Regions from separate parts of the Homo sapiens genome. Here all the other regions are linked to region 1. The links are chromatin loops, found by intact Hi-C in ENCODE. Cell type or tissue: PC-9. All regions are shown on one strand. Links, peaks and the distances in the headings refer to the core of each region. The heading gives the core; the rest is flanking DNA.

Region 1 (7,807 bases), core at 1,650-6,649:
GAATTGAGTTTCTGTCACTGTGGATGGAGTTCTGATCAGTAGAATGTGACTCCCGACTGGCTGTTTTCTGTTTCTGAGTCATAGTTTCCTCACATAGAAAAAGGAGGGTGTAAGATTAAATAAGCACGAAAGTCTTTTCCGGGATTCTAACATTTTGGGATTCTAACACATTTAAGCCCCCCAACCCCATCCCCACCCCTTCAATGGAGGCTAAACATTTTTGACTTTAGATAAACTTGGTTCCCTGGAGCCACGTGGTACTCTCTGGCCTTGGTATCACCAACCCCTCTGACTTATGATGTCTACTGCTCCTACCTCCTTTGGGGGTTGACTGCTCTTGCTATATGTTCGGGCCCTGCTCTTATTGCCAGAGCTGCTTGTATTTTACTTGTAGCAACTTCAGATATAGCCTCCAATATATTTTTCTTCTCTCTGACCTCAACTCCTTTTTGCCTTTCATTTGTCTCCCCGCACCCCCGCCCTTGGTCCCTGCCTTGCTAAAGTCATATCAATCTGCAGCATCAAGACATTTTTAGGTCTTTCAGTCTAGGACCCTCTCATGTCTTCCTTTCTCAGACTTTTCCCATTTTTCTCGGGCATGAGTAAGAATCTTACTTTATCAGCTCAAGTCAGAAAGCAACATTACCTTATTTTCTTTAAATCAGAATAGAATCTGACTTCAGTCTCCTGTTGGTAGGCCTGGAGGGAAATGTAATTTCAGTCACTGTTAGGGATTCCTCCCCTTACCCCTGAGTCAAACAAAGGTCCTGGGGACTTCATCTAAAACCAATCATTTGGAGGAGTCCCTCCAGCTCAGGGCATGCTGATTACTGTGGACGTGCTCATTTTTCTAGCCCACATGGTAGCTGCTGGGCCCTACTTGGCCATGAAAATAATGACAACGATTAACGTTTATGGAATGTTACTAACGTGCCAGGGACTTGGTAGTGCTTTACATAAATAGTTTTATATGAGGCAACTACTCTTTGATCTAGAACATTCTTTTCCCAGATAACTTATGGTTCTCCCTCATCTTCCTCAAGGCTTTGCCTAGATATTACCTTCTCAATGAGCATATCCTGACCACCAGTATCTGTGCCCCTCCCTTTCTAATTCTGCTTTTCCCAGCTCTACTTTGTTTCCATAACCCTTATCATCGTCCAGCATACCATGCTGTGTGATTTACCTACTAATAGAGTCTTTCATCTGCCCCCCTCCCCCCACCACTAGAATGTAAGTTCTGTAAGGGTAGGACCTCCAGTTTTTTAATTCTTTCTTTCAACTCCTAGAATAGTACCCAGTATATAGTTCAATAATTTTTTTTTTTTTTTGAGACAGAGTCTCACCCTATTACCCAGGCTGGAGTGCAATGGCGCAGTCTCGGCTCACTGCAACCTCCGTCTCCTGGGTTCAAGTGATTCTCCTGCCTCAGGCTCCCGAGTAGCTGGCATTAGAGGCGCGCACCACTGCGCCTGGCTAATTTTTTGTATCTTTAGTAGAGACGGGGTTTCACTATGTTGGCCAGGCTGGTCTCGAACTCCTGACTTCGTGATCCGCCTGCCTCAGCCTCCCAAAGTGCTGGGATTACAGGCATAAGCCACTGCGCCCAGCCCTAAACATTTGTAGAATAATAGTCCTAGTTTTACAGATGAGGAAACAGGCAATAAAGGGAAGTAACTACCCCATGTCACACAGCCAGCAAGTGGCAGAGTTTGGGTTCAAACTCAGCCCATCTGATTTCTTTTTAGGACTGCATTCTTTCTGTGAACTGGCTATCCTCACACTTAGACCTGGCTGCCCAGGGCACATCCTATAGCCACTCCTCCCAGAGGCCCTGCCGTATCCCTGGGGCACTGGGAGGACACAGAGCATAGGTCCCAATCCTCAGTGAACCCATGAATCTTCCCCCTCTTTCAGCTCAACCCCCATTCTTTCCCCAAATACTCCCCACTTCCAGAATATCTAATATTATATCCTCAATTAGATTAAACTCTTATTTATACCACGAAAAGAGTTTATCTTTTAAGAAACCCCTCCTGAGACCAAGAAATAGAAGGGCTACTTAGAATGAGGAGGTGGGATATCTGGAAAACAAAGCAGAAGTAGCTCGGAGTGTCTCTCTGTGTGTGTGTGAGAGAGAGAGAGAGAGAGAGAGAGTGTGTGAGCATGTGTGTGAGTATGTGTGAGAGTGTGTGTGTCAGTGAGTGTGTGTGTGAGTGTGTGTGTGAGAGTGTGTGTGTGATGAGCACTCCAGGCTCCCTTTCCCAAACCAGCTGAAAGATCCCCTTTTTCTCTTCTTTAAAACAGTTCTGAAATCTAGCCATGCCACCAATACCTGCAGAAACATTCTGGATGGAACAGGCTTGCCCAGACCCTCCTCTCCAGAAGGCAAGTATGGAAAGGCCGTCCTCCTGTACGGACTGTTCCCTGCACTGCTTCCTCAATACATCCGGCATAGCATTTGATTAAAGCCTCCTGGGAAAATGACTCCTTCACATTTGGTGAGAAAATAGTTTTTCCTTTGTGCTCCCCAACCGCTGTTCACTGCATCAGGGATGAAAGAGTGCAGTGATCTTTTCAAACAAGGGAGCATCGAGCCTTTTGCAAAGACCATAATAATAATAAGTGGAGAGGTGCAGAAATTTCTTCTCTGCCTGAGTCAGCACCTCACCCATCATGCAGGGCTGCATGGACAGTGCTCACACTGTGAGCCCATCATTTTTCTGCTGTTTGAGAGAAAGCTGTGTTTTCAAAGTGCAGTCTCCCCTTTGGGACCCAACCCCTCTGATGATGTGCACAAAAATAATAATATTAATAAAGATGCTATTCTTTTCTCCTTTTTCCCTCCCCACCCCTTCCCTTCTAGAAAATCAATGCTTGTAAATATTGTGGGGAGGGGAGGCAGAGCATTGCCTTAATTCTAGCCAGCTGACAAGACCTTGGCACTTATCTGAAAGGGCATCTGTACCATATGGCCAGGCTAGAGGGGATGCATTTCCAACCTCAAACATTTCCTGTCTTTCTAGTGACTTCCTATCTCTCTGTGATTGACAAGTATTTTTAGATGCTGGGGATTGATTTTAAAAACCAAACCTCATTGTGATCCTTTCACAGCTGGGCCCTTTATGTTCCATCTCTGAGTGAGTGGCAGCAAGGACCAGTGCGATCAAAAAGGAGAAAGTGGAATGCGACATCACCCCCAAGGAGAGGAAGACCATGGGCCAAGAGCTTCAGGGTGACCCAGTCATAGGCCCGGGAGAGACAGATCTGCACTAGATGCTGTGCAGAGCCCTGACACCCAGAGCAGGCAGGTCTGAGGAACCCGGGAAGGGTCTCTTTTACTGGCCTCCCTTTTCTATTGGTGTAAATTGGGATGCCTGGTGGGGAAATCCCCTGACAGATTTGCCCTAGGCGAACCATGTATTCTTGCACCTTGGTGTTCTCATTTGTAAAAGGGAGGGGTATCTAATAGGTACCTCTGAAATGCTATGGCTTTGTGGCTGCTGTGAGGCAGAAGAAGCCATGTCTCATGAAGCTGAGCTGTCACGTAGGGCTCCCAGAGGTGGCCACACCGCTGTCTCTGGACGTCCTTAACTGTCAGAGTTACCTAGAGGGCTTGCTAAAGCACAGGCTGCTGGGCCTCACACCCAGCGCCTTTCAAACCTGAGAATGTGTTACCTGTTCCTAGATGCTGCTGCTGCGATGAGTCTGGGGATCAGGTGTTCAGAACCGCTGCTCGAGTGGTCCACTGCCCAGTGGGAGGAAGTGCTCTGAGGTGTAGATCTCCTGCGTGGATCACAGCCAGCCAGGCTTGCAGCCTTCAGGATGCCTCACTCTCCCTCCCACCTGCCGGGTCAGCCTAGGGGAGGGGCCAGGATAACTCAAAGTTAACTCGTGATAAAATACCCCCTATTCCTGAATGGACCTGGGTCTGGGGCCCTGTCTAGGGAGCTCCTTTCATTTTGAGTGTCCCCATCCTGGGATGACAAGGGCTTTCCTATCTGAAAGAGGGCAGCTTCGCTTATGCTGGTCTCCAACGTCAGGGAGGGTGTCTCTTTGGCCTTAGTGTTCCTGGTGCTAGCAAAATGCTTGCCTCTGGGTCAGGGCCCAGTCAATGTCCCACAAACTAAGAGCCTCAATATTTGTGCAAGAGCTAGTGAAAGATAATGACAGAAAGTGATGGAATGAGTTTTAAGCATGTTCAGTCCAACAGTCACACTGACCGTTGTTTCTGAAAGCAAGCGAACCTCCTGAAGCTGAGCGACACTGATTTTCTCCCCTGTGAAACTACAAGACTTCATAAACGCGAAAGCGTCAGACGCCCGAGGGCTGCAGGAGCAAAAGTCAGCCAGCAGGGGGAGCTCTACCTTTGCACCTTGGCTCAGCCCCAAGGAGGGCATCCCCAGTCCCTCTAATAAAAAATAAAATAAAATAAAATAAAATAAAATAAAAGCAAACAACTCCTGTTATACTGCAAGATGCAGCGAATCTTTTTAGAAACAAGATGAGATAATAGGTAAAGAATACACAAAAAATTCCCAAGCTGAACGAAATCCTTCTATTTGTGCAGCAGTCATAGACACAGCCTAGCGAGTCCACAGCTGACTGCTCCAGCAGATAACGGCTCTCCCTTCCAGGAAGTATCCCAGCTCAGAGACTCACCCAGTGTAGAAAAGGAAGTCATTCCAGGGATACAGAAAGAGCAGCAGAGGCTCCGAGATAGATAGAAGGTGTCTGGGGGGAAAGAGAGAGACTAGGATGATTGGAAAGGAGGATTCTTCTCCCTGATCCATTCCTCGAGCTGTGAAGACAGACTGGGAGACAGTACTCAAGGCAGGGCCTGAGGACAGTCACCCTAGTTGTGAGGTCATCTACCCTTGCATACTCAGTGTTCCACTGGCAATAGATTTCTGCCCACCCTTCAAAAATTAAGAAGAAGCAAAACTGGCACTGCTCCAATCCCACCATCCCATCGGTAGGAGAGGCCTTCTGGCTGGGTCCCTAAGGATGTCTCTGGGCTTGTACTGTTCCATTTCCACACTCTCTCAAAGTTCCTCTAGTGAGCCTAGCGGTCACCATCAGGCATGATGAGGATGTAGGACAACTTCAAAGGGTGCAGCTGGCAATCAGCCCACAGGGAGCAAGAGTAGACCTTCATTAGCCACATGTTCTGTCACCTGCACTGGCAACTTGACAGAGAATTGAAATCTTAGCATCATTATATGGCGCCTTTCTCTAAAGCACTTCCTCGAGCTTTCTACTACCCATACTCCAAAACTGGTCCACTTCCTATATTGTCAATCTGCTTGAGTTAGTGTCATCATTCACAAAGTCATGGAAAAAGTCACTTTCTAGTTATTTTTTCACTGTTTTGCTACTGTCCACAGTCACCCAGTCAAGAAATCCTGATCATTCTGCCTCTTAAATAATGTGTCTTCTCTCCTTCATGGTATCTAGTCAGGACTCATCTGGAGGACTACCAACCTCTGTCTTCTCTAGTTCCATCCTCAACGCTGATTCCAGATCATCTAAAATTCATGTCTGATCATGTAGTTGCCCTGCTCAAAAGCCATTGTCAGTTCCCCAGTGCCTGCAGAGCATAAGGCTGCATTGCGTTCAGGAATGGCATAGGGTACAAATAAATAAATGAGTGAATTAATAAAAACACACAGATAGAAAAGAGGAATTGAGAATAAGAGAGTTTTTTTTAAAAAAATTCCAGTCATTTGAGAGATCACCATTGTGATCCTGTAAGCCTTACCATGCCCTCGAGTTGAATTCTAATCAACACAAGGGAATAAAAATTATATTCATACATTTTATTCCACTATTTACTTAGAAAACTTCATGCCACCCCAGCCAGTTATCCGTCTCATTTCCCTTATAGGTTCAAAAGCACTTTGTACTGCTTCCCTAAGATTTGCACTAATGAGAAATGAGGTGCCACATGGTCAGTCTCATGCGGCATACCAGATTGTCCCCAGAGGTTCTTTCTGTAGTTAGCCGGGTGAACACGTTTAACACATTTTCTTTTAGCCAGAAGTGGGGAAATGTTTCCTCTCCGTATACATGACCTTGCCATGTACTCACCTTAGAAAAATATCTTTTTCTGAATGCACACAATGTTTGGCTTCTTATAAAACCGCAGCTCCTGCAATTTCATCCTTAATATCTGCAGCTTGAGGGTGGTAGGTCCTTGCCGTTGCACTTGACAGGAGCTGACAAGTAGACACTTGTGGAGTCCCTGATGCTGTGACTGGCCTGTTTCGGGGATGAGGCAAGGAGGAGCTCGTTTTGTATTTATGCACCCAGGCAACCTTTGTGTTTACTGTCTCTTTGGTCAGCTTCCAAACTAGCAGCACCGCACCCGTTAACACAGGCTCCACGGCCAGTTGCAGATGGGCTGGCCTGCCAGCTGTGAGGAATTGTTACTTTTAGCTTGAGCAATTGGTGGTTTCATGTGAGGAGCAGCTTTACAATCACACATCAGTTTCGCCTGACAAAAATCCTTAATGCTCACTGAGGTGGTGAAACCAAAAGGTGTGGCACGTACTACTGATCATACTGTCTGCTTTGATCTTGAGAGATGGCTGAATATTATTTACTCAATCCATTTAAATTTGTTGAGATCCTGTGTGTTTGTCATTGACCAACGCTTCAGGAACCCAAAGATAAGGTATGGTGAGCCACACAGGTGATAGATTTGTGAGCAGGTGAATGAAATACAGAGCTAGAAATCCTGATCATTCTACCTCTTAAATAATGTGTGCAGAAAGAAAGCCAGCAGGCAGGAACAAAGTGCTCGGGGGAGACAGAGGAGGTGGAGTACAATTGGGGAAGTTTTGTGGATGTTTGGTATTTGAGCTGTGTGTAAAAGGCAAGGAGGAACATTTTAGGAAGAGCCCGTGCCAGATACTGTTCTTGATGCTTGAGCCCGTGCCAGATACTGTTCTTGACTCATTGAATCCTCACAACATCCCTGTGAGAAGTAAACTATTATGACACCCATTTTACAGATGAGGAAGCAGAGGCTTGTGGCAGTTAAGTCACTTCCCTAAGGTTACATAGCTAGTAAGTGAAGAGGCTGGGTCTTGAGATATTTCCAGGTATGTCATAAACGCTCAGTAAATGCTGTGATGAAAATGATAATCATTGAATCCAGGGGCAGCAGCCTCTAAAGCCCATGCCCTCAACTACTGTGTCATCATGACTCCAACAGCATGTCAGAGAAACCTATGTGTGGGCCTTACCTGGGATCACTAGAGGCGTGAGTCCTTTTGCAGGGCACTCTTACAGTCCTGAGTTAAAATCGGGAGTCTTGTCTAAATCATGCAGCAGGCAGAGTTGGTCTTTGGCTCTCACTGGTCCCAGGAGTGACCCTGTCTCCCTCTTCTGCATTCCTTTTCTTTCAGGCTGCTTCTCCTGCTCTTTCCTCGCTTTTAAAAAAATCTATTTCTTAGTAAAAAATCAGACATTTTAAGTCAGAATCTTAGAACTTGAAATATGAAAAAAACATGGAAATCATTTAGTTCAGCTCCTTGATTTTGTAGATGCAAAAACTGTAGCTAAGTTGATCAAGATGCTTTTTCTTGCAAGTGACAGAACCCAATTTAAATTATCTCAAGTGAAAAAGGGAGATACATTAGCTTTGGGGGGTGAAAGCAGCATCCAGGATTCAGGAAAATGTCACTAGTTTATTTGCACTTTCTCTTTAATCTCAAATCTTTTATCTCTGCTTCAGAATATGATGGCCTCAATTGTTCCTGGTGTACTTGAAATTAATTTCTTTCTTTTGTTTTCTTTTTCT
Region 2 (7,807 bases), core at 1,263-6,262, 73 kb before region 1:
CAGAATCCACTAACAGCATTGCCCAACACAGGGAGGGAAACTCCTCAACAATTCAGCAACTAATAGAATGAACAAAGGCTTTTTTTTTTTTTTTTTTTGAGATAGAGTCTCGCTCTGTCACCCAGGTTGGAGTTTAGTGGTGCAATCTCGGCTCACTGCAAGCTCTGCCTCCCAGGTTCACGTCATTCTCCTGCCTCAGCCTCCCGAGTAGCTGGGACTACAGGTGCCCACCACCGCGCCCAGCTAATTTTTTGTATTTTTAGTAGACGGTGTTTCACCATGTTAGCCAGGATGGTCTCCATCTCCTGACCTCGTGATCCACCCACCTCGGTCTCCCAAAGTGCTGGGGTTACAGGTGTGAGCCACTGCGCCCAGCCCAAATATTTTTATTAAATTTACTCTGACATTTTATTTTTAAAAGTGTATCAATTTCCAGCCAGGTGCAGTGTCTCACGCCTGTAATCCCAGCACTTTGGGAAGCCGAGGCGGGTGGATTGCTTGAGCTCAGGAGTTTGAAACCAGCCTGGCCAACATGGTGAAACCCCGTCTCTACTAAAAATACAAAAATTAGCAGGGCATGGTGGCGCACGCCTGTAGTCCCAGCTACTCAGGAGGTTGAGGCATGAGAATCACTTGAACCAGGAGAGGTGGAGGTGGCAGTGAGCTGAGATCATGCCACTGTAGTCCAGCCTGGGTGACAGAGCAAGACTTGGTCTTAAAAAAAAAAAAAAAGTGTATCAATTTCCATAAGACCAGTTTGGTGGTAAGGGCATCCTGTAATGAGTTTCTCACCACTATCTTGTTTTGGGTAATAAATAAGGCCAAATTTAACTTACTACTAGTTAATTCCAGTAAGTAAATGACTGGTATAATAACACTTCAATAGAGGGCTATAGATCCAGGGGCCAAGACTCCAGTTTCTGCATTTATTTATTTTATTTTTTATTTTTTATTTTTTTGAGATGGAGTCTTACTCTGTCACCGAGGCTGGAGTGCAGTGGTGCGATCTCGGCTCACTGCAACCTTGGCCTCTCAGGTTCAAGCGATTCTGCTGCCTTAGCCTCCCAAGTAACTGGGATTATAGGCGTCTACCACCATTTCTGCCCAGTTTCTGCATTTATAATCTGGAGATATCAGGGTCTATCTACCTCACGAGGTGGATGATAATTCAGAGGATTAAATATTTGGCACCGAGGGTGTCAGAGGTGGCAGCTTTTATCATTACTACTGTTATTATACAAATGATACATACAGACACAGGGGGCTTGCCAGGGAATGAAATAAATGAATGGCAAAACTAGAATCAAAGCTCACTAAGAATGTTTCTCTACCATGATTTAGCATTCTAAATCACTATGAAAATACTTATCTCAATTTATCAATTTCTACCATATTATGATATAACAAGAAATTAAATAATCTAAGCATTCTGCATCCTTCCCAAGGTCATCCTATTGAGTTGGGGGAAAAAAAAGTACCTAGTTTTTAAGAGTATCTATTTTTAAGAGTCTCTTATATAAATGAAACCTGCTATAGTTACTCCTTGTAGAGTTTAAATTTTGGATATTGGTGGTTGGCTTACAGGCATTATGACTTAAATCTTGATTGCATTATGAAACACAAAATGTATAAACCACACATTAGGCATTAAGAATACTTTGCTTCTCAGCTGGGCGCGGTGGCTCATGCCTGTAATTCCAGCACTTTGGGAGGCCGAGGCAGGCAGATCACAAGGTCAGGAGTTCGAGACCAGCCTGACCAACATTGTGAAACCGTGTCTCTACTAAAAGTACAAAAAAATTAGCTGGGCGTGGTGGCTGGTGCCTGTAATCCCAGCTACTTGGGGAGGCCCAGGCAAAGAGAATCACTTGAACCTGGGAGGCAGAGGTGCAAGACTCCATCTCAAAAAGAGTACTTTGCTTTCCAAGAAGCACAATAAAGTTAAACATTCAAAAATGTGATGTAACATAGTCCAAATAACTTGGTAAGTAGAACAGTTACAAGAATATAACTAATGTAATACTCAGAAGAAGAGAAGTTAAAATAACCTACCACAAGAACAGTTTCTCTTATGACCAGACAGGTTTTTTTCAGGAAATAGATTTTCCCAAACAGATTGTGATCAGACACTAATTTTTTAAAGAAATCATTGCTATTTTGAACATAAAATTTGAGCACTTGGGATAAAAGGTGTATCAAAACTGTGAGAGTGGCAAAGGTTTCAAATTTGTTTTTCAAAAATTTTTTGGGGGTACATATATTATTTTCATCTGTTTTACAATACAATCATCCTCTCAACATCAGCCAAGGATAGTTTAACATATGCAAATAAATCAGTAGTAAAATTCAGTATCACATCAAAACTCTAGTTAAAGTAAAATATTAAACTTGGATTTCTTCTTATGAGTACAAAGGAACTTTGCTTATATTACTCTGCTTATGTGAACTCCTATTTCAATACAGAGTATATGCAGCCATAATGGGAAATCTACTGGTTTTGATTAGGTGGGGGCACAACACAAATCTTCAAACTCCCTGTAGCAGATTAATGCAGAAAAAGGTTGCATCAAACAGTGACATTTACTAACATATTACAGTACGTGTGGACTTGAATTAGATGTAAAATTCCAAAAAATAGATACTTTATTATTTAGAATTGGTGAAGTGACACTGGCTGAGCTCTAGTTTCCTTAGGCACGTAAGGCAGTATAAGTAAAGCAAACAATATCATTTTAACCCAGTTCAGGAAAGTGGGAGCCTAAATTCAGCAAAAGATCAAAAGATGTACTCTGAAACCTACTCAGAAGCTGCAAAAGCTTGCTATCATGTAACATAATTTTCATTTAATGCTCACATAGTGCCCACCATGTGGCAGACATTATTCTAAATGCTTTACAAAGTTTAGCTCATTTAAGTTTCAAAAGAACCATATGAGGGAGGTAATAATATCATCTCCATTTCCTGGATGAGAAAAGCAGAGCAGAAAGAGGTTAACTTCCCTGTGGTCACATGAATATTAAGTGGAGAGGCTGAGTTCCTACCCAGGAAGTATAGTTTCAGTGTAGGTGCTCTTAACCACTATATTATGTTGTCATCAAAGCAGTTCTAAGTTCAATTTCTAAAAATTGCAAGAGCTTTGAGGGCAGGGACTATGTCTTTTTCTTGAATTTCCAGTACCTGGGTTCCTGCACATAGTTGGTATTAATGTGCACCAGATTAAAAAAAAAAAAAAAAGCACTTCGCCTTCATTTAGGACTGCAGGGGGCATAATTGTTCTACTTATAAAAGTATATCTTACTGTAAGCCATCTAAATCATTTTTATACACAGGTTGGGCATATTTAAATAATTACAAGACATAAAATAGCCAAATCTTGTCTCCCATATACCATATTATGCTTGACGCTCTACATGTATTACTCCATGAATCTTCTAAAAGAAACTCCAGAAGTATTACTGTCTTCATATTACAGATGAAGAAACTATAGTTCAGGAAGATTCAGGTAAGTACCATAGCCTTACTGGTGGTATAGTACACAGCAGATATTTGATCCAAAGTCTGACTCCAAAGCCTACATTCTTTTCACTAAATCATGTTTTTCCCCACATTTTGTGGTCTTTCAAACATTTCTAGCCATAATTAGATAAGGGATTTACCTGTTAAATGGTGCGGTGATAACTATGCTTAAAGCAAATGATTTCATCTAACACTACAATTCATTGTTTTCAACAAAGTTAGTTGTTAATTCTTACTAAAGAGTCAGTGCTGCATTCTGAATATGAAGGTAACAAATAAATGCACACTTAGCATACTAAATATTTAGCTGATGTTACAATACTAAACGTCAAATCAAAATAATAGTTACAGCAATTACTTGATTTTTTTTTTCTTTTTAAGAGATGGTCTCACTCGCTCATTCAGGCTTCAGCGCAGTGGTGCCATCACAGCTCACTGCAGCCTTGAACTTCTGGGCTCGAGTGATCCTGTCACAACCTCCTGGGTAGCTAGGACCACAGGTGAACACCACCAGGCCTGGCTAATTTTTATTTTTTATTTTTTGTAGAGATGGCGTCTCACTATGTTGCCAAGGCTGGTCTTGAACTCCTCCTTTCAAGCAATCCTCCTGCCTTGGCCTCCCAAAGCACTAGGATTTCACATGTGGGCCACCACACCCAGCCCCAATTACTTGAATTTTAAATGCCATCATCTTCAAAGTATAAAGAGGAAAAACAGTCCTTGGTTTTCCCTTGAATATGGAATAAACTGATGACTGGCTAGCTGAATACCAGTTTATGTGACTCAGTCACACCTTTTCATTCACAGAAGTACCAACTTCTAAGCCTGGCAAACAGCACATCTGGCTATTAAACATTTTAAAAACTGGGGCTCTGATAAATGTAGGATTAAAAATCAAATGCTATTCAAGGCAGGTACCATACCCTCCTTTTTCATTTTCTCTATTAATGTCCAATGCTATGAAGCCAAGTAGAGGAGCTATGCTACTTACACAGAAGTATACTTGTGCTTAGACTAGTTCATACCTATCAAAAACCATTCTGAATGGAAACTAGCCCAAAGCAGGAGCTTTCGCTCTCAGAATAGCCTGACAGGTTGAGTATACTAACAAGAGCCAGAACTAGGGGGTACTCCCACACAAATTCTGATTTGCCTCCCTATTACTTTCTTTTTTTTCCTCCCCCAAGATGGAGTTTCGCTCTGTCACTCAGGATGGAGTGCAGTGGTACGATCTCGGGTCACTGCAACCTTCGTCTCCTGGGTTCAAGTGATTCTCCTGCCTCAGCCTCCCGAATAGCTCAAATTACAGCCGCACACCACCATGCCTAGCTAACTTTTGTAGTTTTAGTAGAGATGGGGTTTCACCATGTTGGCCAGGCTGGTCTCAAACTCCTGACCTCAAGTGATCCATCCGCCTTGGCCTCCCAAAGTGCTGGGATTACAGGCATGAGCCACCATGCCCGGCCCCTCCCTATTACTTCCTGTTAACCAAAAAACACATTTTATGGAGAAAGGGCTCAGGAAAGTCGTATGCATCCTTGGCTACACCACATCTTCAAAGGTACATTTGCTTTTTTAGCTTTTCCCTCTTTCCCAATTTTCTCATTTCTTGTATATTCATTTTCCTATCAGGGTCCTTCATTACCTTGAATGTCTTTATAATTATTATTATTTTTTAAACCAGATTTGGTTTCTGGAAAAGCAAAAAATGATTACCCAATGGTTTAATTCATCAGTGGGGCAAAGCTTCATGTATGAATTGACAACTTTTACTCATTCCTAGTTCTGTCATGTCTTTATGTCTCGGGGTAGTGGAAGAAAGTCCCAGGGTATATAAGCAGCCATTTCACTTTATCCACTGGTGCAAGTAAGCCATTTAATCTAATGCAGAGCTTCTCGACTGGCACGTTTTAGTCACAAACAGGTTCCAGTCTTCCATAAATCCTGAAAGCTATATATGGATGTAAGGTGTTCCCTCTTGTGATGGTTAAATTTATGTGTCAACTTGACTGGGCCATGGGGTGCCCAGACATTTGGTCAAACATTATTCTGGGGCGGAGCATGGTGGCTCATGCCTATAATCCCAGCACTCTAGGAGGCAGAGGCAGGCAGATTGCTTGAGCCCAGGAGTTGGAGACCATCTGGGCAACATGGCAAAATCCCATTTCTATAAAAAATACAAAAATTAGCCAGGTGTGGTCGCACACACCTGTAGTCTCAGCTACTAGAGAGGCTGAGGTGGGAGGACTGCTTGAAACCAAGAGGTGAAGGCTGCAGTGAGCAGAGACCATGCCACTACACTCCAGGCTGGGCAACGGAATGGGACCCTGTCTCAAAAACAAACCAAAGAACGCGAAAACATGTTATTCTGGGAGTACCTGTGAGGGTGTTTCTAGATGAGATTAAGATTTGAATTGGTAATCTGACTAAAGCAGATTGCCCTCCCTAATGTGGGTAGGCCTCATCCAATCAGCTGAAGACCTGAATAGAACAAAAATGCTAAGGAACTTCTGCCTGATTTTGAGTTGGTACTTCAGTTGGACTTGAGCTAAAAAATCAGCTCTTCTTAGATCTTAAGCCTGCTGGCTCCTGGGCTGGAACTTACACCACTGCTCTCCTGGTTCTTAGGGCTTTGGACTCAGACTGGAACTACACCATCAGCTCTTGGGTCTCCAGCTTATGCACTGTGGCTTTTGGAACTTCTCAATTTCCAATAATCAATCTCTCTCTCTCTACTACCTCCACTTCTACTTCCCCTCCCCATCCTTCCCTCCCTAACCTCCACACATACCCTATTGGTTCTGTTTATCTGGAGAACTCTAATACACCTCTATTTTATAAATGACTACATCTGGGCATAAAGAGATTAAGTGTATTGCAAGTCTCATTTAGCTTTCCAGAGAGGTGTACACAGGACCCCAGACTCTGGTTCTTATGCCATTCAAATGCCTATCTCCTTTAAAGGACAGCAGGTCCTTGAATAATGTCATTTTGTTGTAATGTTGATGAGAAAAACAACTGATTCCTGGCTGCAGCCACTACCTGTGTGGAGTTTGCACATTTTCCGTATGTCCACCTGGGTTTTTTTTCTGGGTATGCCAGTTTCCTTATAGATCCTAAAGATGTGTACATTAGATTGTCTAAATTGTTCCAGTCTGAGTAAGTGCTGGTATGTGTGTGTGAGTGTGCCCTGCAATGGAATGGCATTCAGGCCAGGAATAGTTTCAGCCTTGTACCCTGAGCTGGAGGGATAGGCTTCGGCCACTGATGACCCTGAGCTGGAATAAGTAGATTGCAAAAAGAATAAATTACAAAGTAAACATTCGTGAAGTCTACAATAATCATACAAATGCACAGCAATAAATTATGCAGTATGAAAGTGCCCAGTGAGCCTGCCAGATTTGTGATTGTTTTTGAATTGTATGGTGGTAGGAGGTGCTCCTTAGATCATTTTTGCTTTGCAAACGTTTATCCCTTGATTTTACCCAGCACCACTATGAGTGATGTCACTCACTGATTCACCAAAAACTGGGTAAGTAATTATGTTTCTTGTTCTTTGTAATCTTTCTTAAATGTGAGCATAGCTCACATTTATTTCAATGTTTAATATTAGAAGTGCTTTGTGTCTTTATTTAGAGGTTCAGTGATGTTTCTGTGACCAGAAAGATGCCATAGAAACTTAACTCTTGTTTATATCAGTTAGCCTATGGTAAAATTGGTTTTGTTATATGTCCTTTCACTTAAAGTTGCAGTTTCCAAGACCCTATCAAGGATATTAAGTAATGACTTAAGTATTTTATATTTAAGGTAACTCTTGATATTCCTTCAACTTATTTCCAGTTAGTTTTCCTTTCTTGCTTAGGGACAGGAGTTGATTAATATCAATAGTTTTAATATTGATAACATTAGGTTTCACACTCAAGTAGAAGTTTAGAAGAAACATTAAAATCCACTGGGTAATTTAATCTTCCATTTAAGAGGATATCTTATGCTGCAGCACCATTAAATATTAAGTAAGCTATCAAGTACAATCTACAACTGTATACTTACCAATCCCCAATTTCAAGCTGTATAAAGAGTGACCAGCTGTAATATTCACCAGATCTAAACATGATTTTTCCCTTCTGTACAGTTTCTGAATAAATCTAATAAAGCATTTCTATTTTGAAATTAAACACCAGATAGTCAAATTTTCTGAGGAAAAAATAGCAAAAGGAAATTCTATCGAAATAGTTAAATAAGGAAAGATCTATAAGGAAAGCTAAAGTCTTACATCTTAATTCTCTTATTT
Region 3 (7,807 bases), core at 1,569-6,568, 130 kb after region 1:
TTCATTGAACATTCAATTTATTAATATTCATTTTTTATCAGTATGGGCTCAAAGATTCCTGTCATAGTAAATAGACTAGAATCCATTATTATCACTATTTTGATGCTCAAATTGTCCTGAACACAGCCAGTGGGAGCTCCTTAAAGCTGGCTGCTGTGTCCTTTTGACATGTTCCTGTCATTCTTTGAGTACTACCTGGCTCACAGCCACAAGGTATTCCGAGCTCATATATCTCCGCTCCAGCCCTAGAATTGGCTATTTTTCCAAGGTGCCTGATTCCTCTTAGTGGAACGTGATATTTCCAAACCATGGTCTGGGTCTATCTGAGCCCTGCCTCCTATCCTACTAAGCTGTGCTCAGACCCCCAGTATGATACTGGAACAGGCTGAGCCCTGGCTATGAGCTTGGCAGAGTCCCCAGATCAGGGTACACCTGAAAGTGAGCAGGTCTGGCCCCTCCTGTGCTACAGGTGAAGCCTGGGGATGTGGGGTGGGCCCCATCCGTGGAACCAAACTGGCTCTAAATTATCTACCGAGCCCCAAGCCCTCAGAAGGACCCACAGGAGGTCTGCCCAGCCAAGGGCTTCAGAGTTAAGCTCGAGGAGCTCCAACAACACAAGGCAAACTCTTAATTGCTGCTTCCTGCAAACAACTGAGGAGGGAAGTTGCAAAGAGAAAACTCAGGGGTAAAGGAGCAGGGAGAATCTGTCTGAGATATGCAGTGACAGCCTCCACCACATCAGACTGAAGCCAGTGCAGGCCATTTGCCCCAGGAGGCACTTTCTGCAAACTTTGCTTAAGCTCCCCTCTGTGCTGAGGAATGCCCCCAGCTGGGATGCTTAGTTCCAGCTCACAGCCTGGCAGAAGAAGATGCAATGCTACAAGCGAAGAGAAATATTTCATAGAAAAGCAAGGGGGCGTTGGAGCCAGGCCTGATGATGAGCTCCACCTGCCATTTCCTGAGGCTGCAGCCAGGGCAGGGTGGGGCTAGAGGGGATCTTTTCAGGTTAGTCCTTGCTCACCTCCTGTGACTCTATCTCCTCAAGAGCAAGCTTCATGAGAGATGGTCTTGCTGGACACTATAGGAGGAAAAGAAGGAAGACAGGAAGATCAGGAAGGAAGACCAGGCTGAAGGGACGGGCAAACCACCCTTGACAGCTCTGCCCAGTATGACTGGGGTGGCTGTCCATCTGAGAATAAGAACTCAAAAGGCACATGGATGTTATTTCTCAATGGCAGTGACAGTCTGTGGGTCTCTGATCCTATCAGACTGTCCTCAGACAGAGAAGGAGGAGGTGAAAGGGGAAAAATACTGCCTTGTAAGAATGGGCAAAGACAAAAGTACTTCTAGGCAGGAGGTGAGAGAAGCAAGGTTGGCAGGGCAGAGGCTATCCTATAGTGAGTCTTGCATGCCTTAGGAAAAGGTGCCCATTCTGGGTACGGAGCCCAACGATCAAGAGGTGCTTCTGTGCAAACTTTAAACGGATGCAGTCCCATACCAGAATACACACTGTGGCAAGTGAGCTGTAGCTGAATTTCAGCCTCCACTCATCCCCTCAGCAGGGCATATTTGTGCAGGGTACAACCAACACCACTGTCCATGGTAGCCTTGAGGGTTGACTGAATTTTTACTGAGGGAATATAAATTTGTTGCTTTTCCCGAGTGGAAAAAAATATACACTAAGAACTCTATATTCCCTGCTGAAGATTTTCTCAGCCTACTTTGAGGCCTGAGCTTGGCTGTGGGGAGAAGTACCAGTGGAAGTTCTGACAGTGGGAGGAGGAATTGTATGTTTCCCATACAAGGACTGTCCCGTACTGACAGGAGGAAGCACATTCCTGGTTCATGATGGGTGAACACCCATGAATGGAGAATGGACGCCAGCAAAGACCATGCCTGGCATCGCACAGGGAGGGAGAATTGCCACAGCTTTGGGAATGAGGAAGAAGGCAGGAGACGGCATCCCTGCAGGGCCAAGGAAGAGACTCCCTCTTCCCAAAGGTAGAACAGCTGTTTCCCTGGGACGAGGCTGTGGAGGGAGGCACCTGCATTCCCCAGGCAGCAGGTCACTCTTTCTGTGCAGGTGTGGAGGAGAGAGTGGAGATGACTCAAGCAGGGGAGTGGCTCATTGCTGTTAGGCAGGTCTCAAGGCCCTGGGGTGCTTCACTTTCCTTCTCGCAGCCCCACCACTTTTTCTGTGACCTGAGCTTGTGCTTAGCTCTGTCAGGCTGCCAGTCAGTTCTTACTCAACCAGGAAAATCCATGAACCCCAGAGTCTGGCTGTACAACACCTGCCTAACCAGCAGGCCTGGACTGAGGTCAATGCACAGAAGAGAAAATACAAGTGTGTGTGTGTGTGTGTGTGTGCATGTGTGTGTCGAAACACGTATATGTATAGGGAGTGAATGGAATGTCCATGGAGAAAGAGACCTATTTTCTGTGGGTATTCTCCTGAAATCATCCTTACTTTAGCTCTGGGGGGCACAGCTCTTGGATGAGGTAACCCTGTGGAAATCACGACCTACTCTCACCTGAGTCTGCTGTGGTTTAAAGGAGCAGGAGTAACTGAAGGAAGAAAGGGCTCATATTCAGTGGCTGTCCTAGGTATGGGGTGAGGGCTCTTCAGGGGGACTAGAGGGGTCAGACTGTCAGTGAGGGGGCTGCAAGGCTGTGGCCTCAGGTCTAGCTCCATTGAGGGACAGAAGGCCCAAGAGGACCTGCTCCTCATCACTCAGCCTGTTCCTTCCCCCAAACGTCCTCCCTCCCCTTTTACCTACCCTTAGGAGCCAGCGCATTCCCCCTCCTCTGTTCCTCCTTCCTCACTAATTCTAGCCTCTCCTGTGCTTGTGATGCAGGAATGAGCAAGGGCTGAGGGCTGCAGTCCTGTCTCTGGGAGTGAGGACCACTGCTCACCCTTTCATGCTGACTGCCATCCAAGGCGCTGAGCGTAGTAGGCTTTCCCCTGGGGGCAGTGAGAGCCAGCTGTTTCCCTGCCCTATGGAATCGCTTCCTCTTCCTTCAGTGGTTCTTTGATCCAGTGAAGGCCCCCAGAGTCTCAGGCTGGCATGGTGCATAGTCAGTTCAAGTCAATTCAGTCTCTTTGAAGATGTCCGTGGAACTTCACAGCCACACTACATTAAGTCTGCTTCCAGGAGCTGACCCTGAGATAAGGGTTTGTGCACATGTGGTTATGAAGGCTGTGCTCCCACGAAAATCGCAAGGGAATGTGGACAGTGGAACAGAAAAGGAAAGCAAGGGGCTACCTCAGGTGAAGTCAGCAGCAGCCTGGCCCCTGAGGAGCTCTGGAGTAGAAATGACACCTTAGAGTTTGTTCCACCTTGAGGCAAGCGAGCTGAGTGTCATATGGTTATCAATCATTGGCTGCAGGTGGCCTCGAGGGTTCATACATTCCCAGCCTGTCTGCTCCTGAAGGGTGAAAGTGGCTCTGTTAGCTTGAGGACAGGACTGTTAGGGAGCCACAGGGGCAGGTTGTTCCCAGCAAAGCTCCCACAGCTGGCGGGGGTGGGCTGTGGGGAGGGTTTTGAGTGGATCTGGCCGGGGCACTGACAGAGTGTGTGGACGCGAAGGGCAGCTACAGCATCTCCCTTGGAAATCAGCCGGCGTGGGCTGGGGCTGGCAGCAGATGACAAAGGGCTCTGAAACTGTGGCAGGGAGGATCTGTCAGAGTGGGGAGATTGGGTAGTTTAGAGATCATTATGGGCATCCCCTATAAGACTTCTCAATATCAAGCTTTAAGTGGAACCAACAGATTTGCATGGCAAAGTTCAAGGTGTTGTTTTCCAGAATCATCACATTTCTCCTTCCCACTCTGTTCCTTCGCCTTCCTCTTATCATCAGGCTTTTTCATTCTACGGAATTCCTGTGTCACCTGCTGTTTGGACCACTCTCTGGCTGCTCACAGTGCCTTGACGTCCTCACAGGGTTAGTTCCTGATGGTTGTTATGCACGCAGCTGTGGAGATGAACTTGGATTTGATGCTCAGCTCAACCACTTACTGTGTATCTTGAGCAAGTTACTTAACTCTGGTAAGCCTCACTTTGCTCTGTAAAATATCATAATAGGAGGACCTACTTCACATGTAGTGTGAGAATTAAAATAGATAATTCACGTTAAGTGCATAGCAAGGTATCCAGCATGGTTTGCGCTCAATAAATGTCAGCTGTTGTTTCCAAATAATTGTCGTTATTCTTGTGTGCAGACAAGGTTTCCACACATATCTTGGTTCTGTCTGAGGGCAGGCACCAGATACGGTACCATATGCACTTAAGTAGGTGTTCATATGTGCATGGGGTTTACACACAGAAAAATCTGGGCAAGGAGAGAAGCCCATAGGTTCAGGACCCCTCAATCAGCAAAGCCTAGGATATCCACATTCCTCATGCTGGAGCTACCGCCCTGATATCAGAGCACAACATACACAGAGACAAGTGCCCCCTGGTGCCATCCTGCCTTTTTTACTATGCCAGCACCAACAGCCTGATGAGGGAGGCTCCCCTGCCTGAGGGAGAAATGTTCTCCAGGAGGAAATATAAGGCTTGGCAGGAGAAGGCAGTGGAAAGGAGGCTGGAGATCAGGCCATCAGGGAGGGCAGGGAGCAAGGCTCCCACGTGTTCTGCTTTGCCTGGGACAGCTGTGAGCCAAGTCTCAGGCTAGTCAGAGAACAAGCAGGTTCGACTCTGCGTTTCCAGGCCAGCCCATGCTGACTCAAACGTTACTCAGTCCTGGGCGGGGTCACCTAGCTCTCTCTGAGTCTGCCTTATTAGAGCCTTAGCAGTCCCCAGACTGGCTTCCCTGTTTAAAGCCCATGCTTGTCACTCTTTCCACTGCCACAGAGAATGGGGCTGAGTGTGCACGGCACTGGCTACCCGCTCCATGGGCTGCTGCCTCTGCCAAAGGGAAGATAAGACTTCCCTTCATCCACAGCTGCTGCCAGTGAGACACACTCAGGTAGGGGTGGCGCCCAGCCTCAGAGAGTGCTTTCAGAGTGCCAGGGAGAAGAAGGAGGCAACACCGCATGCATCTTGCTGCAAATAAACAGAATCCACCCTGGAGAAAGGGATGAAACAGGGGGTTGTGTGAGTAGTCCAAGGTGGGCAGGAAGTGGGCGTGTTGGTAGCAGGCAGCTGAGCTCTCTGAGGGCATTCTGGCCATTTTGCATAAGCATCACAAAACCTAGGAAACGTATGGTCAGTCAACCAGGAAAAGCCGAGAAAAAATGAGACACAGCTGCTTGTCAGATGTTACACACATGCTCAGTGTGAGAAGCCCTGCCAGTGACACACACACTCATATATGCACACACACACTCAGGCACACGCACTTGCATGTGGCATCAATGTCCATGTTGGAAGATGAAGGATGGCCACTAATAATACTCCCCTTTACCTTCCAAGTTTTCAGAAAACCAAATAATTTGTAGTCTTGTTCTACATGCACAGGCTGGTCTAACCTAGACAACCCCATTCCAGGTCTTTGTGGCAGAATGATGTTAGAACTCACCCTCTCAAGGCCTTCTAGGAACAGTGGGAAGTTAAAACTGTGGGGAAGACAGTGGGAGGTAGATGAGTCAAACCTTTTGTGGTCATGGACAACTTTAAGAATCTGATTAAAATTGAGGGGTTCTCTCTCTTTAGAGAAATGTGCATAGAGTGTATTTGTACAATACTGACATGTGACTCCAGGGGGTCATGGATCTCCCTCCCCAAGAGCCATGTATGAGTCCCTGGTTAAAACACCCCATTGTGAAGGATTCCGAATAGGAACTGAGCTAAACAAAGGCAAAGCACCAATGATGCTGGCGTCTCCAGCCACCACCCCCAGAGTCCCCATCTAAGGGATGTCATCCTGAGACTCAGAGAGTGACAGATGACAATGTCAAACCAGTGACACATCTCAAAGAGAAACCATCCATAATGCTTTCTCAGAACCACCCATTAGGTTCCAGACCTTCCAGTGTTCAGGGTACCACATTCCTAGGCCAGTAGGAGAGCAGGTGTGGAATGGCTGGATGAAACACCTTGAGGTGACAGTCCCCCCACCATCACAAATAGGAAACCAGCCTATTGTGGGGAGTTTCCCTGCCTTGTTGGAGGAGGCAGCAGCAGAACAATGGGAGTGTGGAGAAGAATCCCACACGGAGTGCCCTGTATGGGAAACTTGGAGACAAGCTCAGAATGAACTGTGATGCAGAGTGCACACTGACATGCCACTGCAGGTGCATCTCAGAAGGTGAACTCAAGGGCACGGGGACTGGGGCAACTGTCTACTTCACCTTGCTTCATGTTCATCCATTCACTGAGCTATCATTTATTGAGCTCCTGTGATGTACTAGACACTGGAGAAACAGACGCAATGACATGGCCCCAGTCCTCAAAGAACTCACAGTCTATCAGGGGAAACACAGCCCTACACTGCACATGATGAGGCAGTGCCATCTGATGAGTGCAAGCCCAAGCTTCTCTCTGAAGCTGAAATTATACTGCTGGAAATCGGCATGTGTTGAAGAAAAAAACCTTGTGCAGTTTGTGCCAGCATAGTCCAGAGTAGGACTCTCAATCTTGGCTGGGTATTAGAATCACCTGGGAGGTTTTGTTAACCTATCAATGACCAGACCATGCCCCAGATGAAGTAAATCAGAGTTTCTGGGTAAGGTCTCAGTCATCAACATTTTTTAAAGCCCTCCAGGTGATTCCAACATGTAGCACAATTGAGAACCTCTGGCCAGAGCTTCACATTCTCCTCTTGTGTGTACTATTATCCCAGTGTTCCCTGAATGGAAGCATTCATGATTGAGGAGTTTAGGACCTTAGGGAACAGCCAGGATGGGGTTGGACTCGTGAGTAAATTGACTTAAGCAAAAAGAGCTTTCAAACATTGTTTTATGTTCATGTAACTCAGTGACCAGTCCACTACTGACATCTTCAATTTCTCCAGGCTTGATTGATGCCATGAACACAGAGAGGGATCATGGTTTGTCTTGCTTACATCTAAGGCCCAGAATCAACTCTTCTGGATTGAATGACGGTTAATGATCTCTTTCCTTCAGGCGGAACTTTCTTTCCATCCCTACCTGAAAGGGTATAACCTGGTCCCATAGTCCCAGCAGAACAGTCATCATAATTTAGGGAGCATTTCCCAGCATTCCAGGAAATATGTAGGATGTGGACGTTTGTTGGTGTTGAGGTGCAGAAGGCAGTGATTCAAAATATCACAGAACCAGTAGGAAAAGGCAGTTCAGTAGGAATTCGCTCAGGGAAAATGACACACAGCTGCCTGTCAGGATACTGTACACATAGAACTCCAGGTGCCACACACACACACACACACACACACACACACACACACACAGAGAGAGAGAGATTTTATCAGCAGGCAGCATCATCCAGAACAAAGGCAGCAAGAATAAATTCCTTTAATTCCCAAATGCTCAGAAATGCCTATCGGCCCTTGGTTTGGATGGGTTAAACTTGGAGATTCATGAGACATTGAACTGAGAGAAGCCACATAGAGTTGTATGAGCCAGTCTTGCGCTGGAAAGGTCTGGGTTGGTGAGTGACATTTGGGAGTCAACAGCATAAAGAGGGTGTTTCAATCCCCAGACAAGGATGAGGTGCCTCAGGTAGAAGAGACTAAGGAGGGCAGAGGCTGGAACCAAATCCTGGACTGCTTGGGCTATTAAAAGCTGGGTAGAGGAGACTGGGCAGACATGGTGGTGAAGGAGAAGGGACACCTGGAGAGGGGTTGGCCCAGGAGGCAAGCAGGGGTCCAGGAGGAGGGAATGGGCAGG

What was found. Hi-C counts contacts between places; a loop is a spot of excess contacts. Peaks named below come from ENCODE experiments on the same cell type or tissue, not always from the same donor. Only the 100,000 strongest peaks of a DNase experiment are listed, where the experiment ranks them.
Region 2: a loop joins it to region 1, with 10 times the contacts of the local background. A loop is called at or near these places in 5 of 110 quality-filtered maps.
Region 3: it touches region 1 in a loop (2.2-fold over the local background); 2 of 110 quality-filtered maps call a loop at or near these places.

What each region holds. Positions count from the first base shown.
Region 1 is chr2:64,484,714-64,492,520 of GRCh38, reverse strand. LINC01805 (long intergenic non-protein coding RNA 1805) reads right to left here and starts at 6,168. Exons shown (of 3, transcript NR_147011.1): 1 at 6,091-6,168; 2 at 3,679-3,786. RefSeq lists an enhancer at 7,257-7,807. In PC-9, for the core only: CTCF peaks have their summits at 4,149 and 4,354 (motif pointing right); no DNase peak of the experiment used is centred there.
Region 2 is chr2:64,557,766-64,565,572 of GRCh38, reverse strand. All of the region lies in intron 2 of AFTPH (aftiphilin), which reads right to left. It overlaps LOC105374773 (a long non-coding RNA gene), which reads left to right. Exons shown (of 7, transcript XR_007086343.1): 5 at 3,330-7,807. Among named protein-coding and RNA genes, the nearest start is that of MIR4434, 36 kb to the right of the region's middle. In PC-9, for the core only: a CTCF peak has its summit at 3,264; no DNase peak of the experiment used is centred there.
Region 3 is chr2:64,357,119-64,364,925 of GRCh38, reverse strand. No RefSeq gene overlaps it. Among named protein-coding and RNA genes, the nearest start is that of MIR4433B, 20 kb to the right of the region's middle. RefSeq lists an enhancer at 883-1,022. In PC-9, for the core only: a CTCF peak has its summit at 4,425 (motif pointing left); DNase peaks (open chromatin) are centred at 2,115 and 4,725; H3K4me3 peaks cover 430 bases; H3K27ac peaks cover 4,322 bases.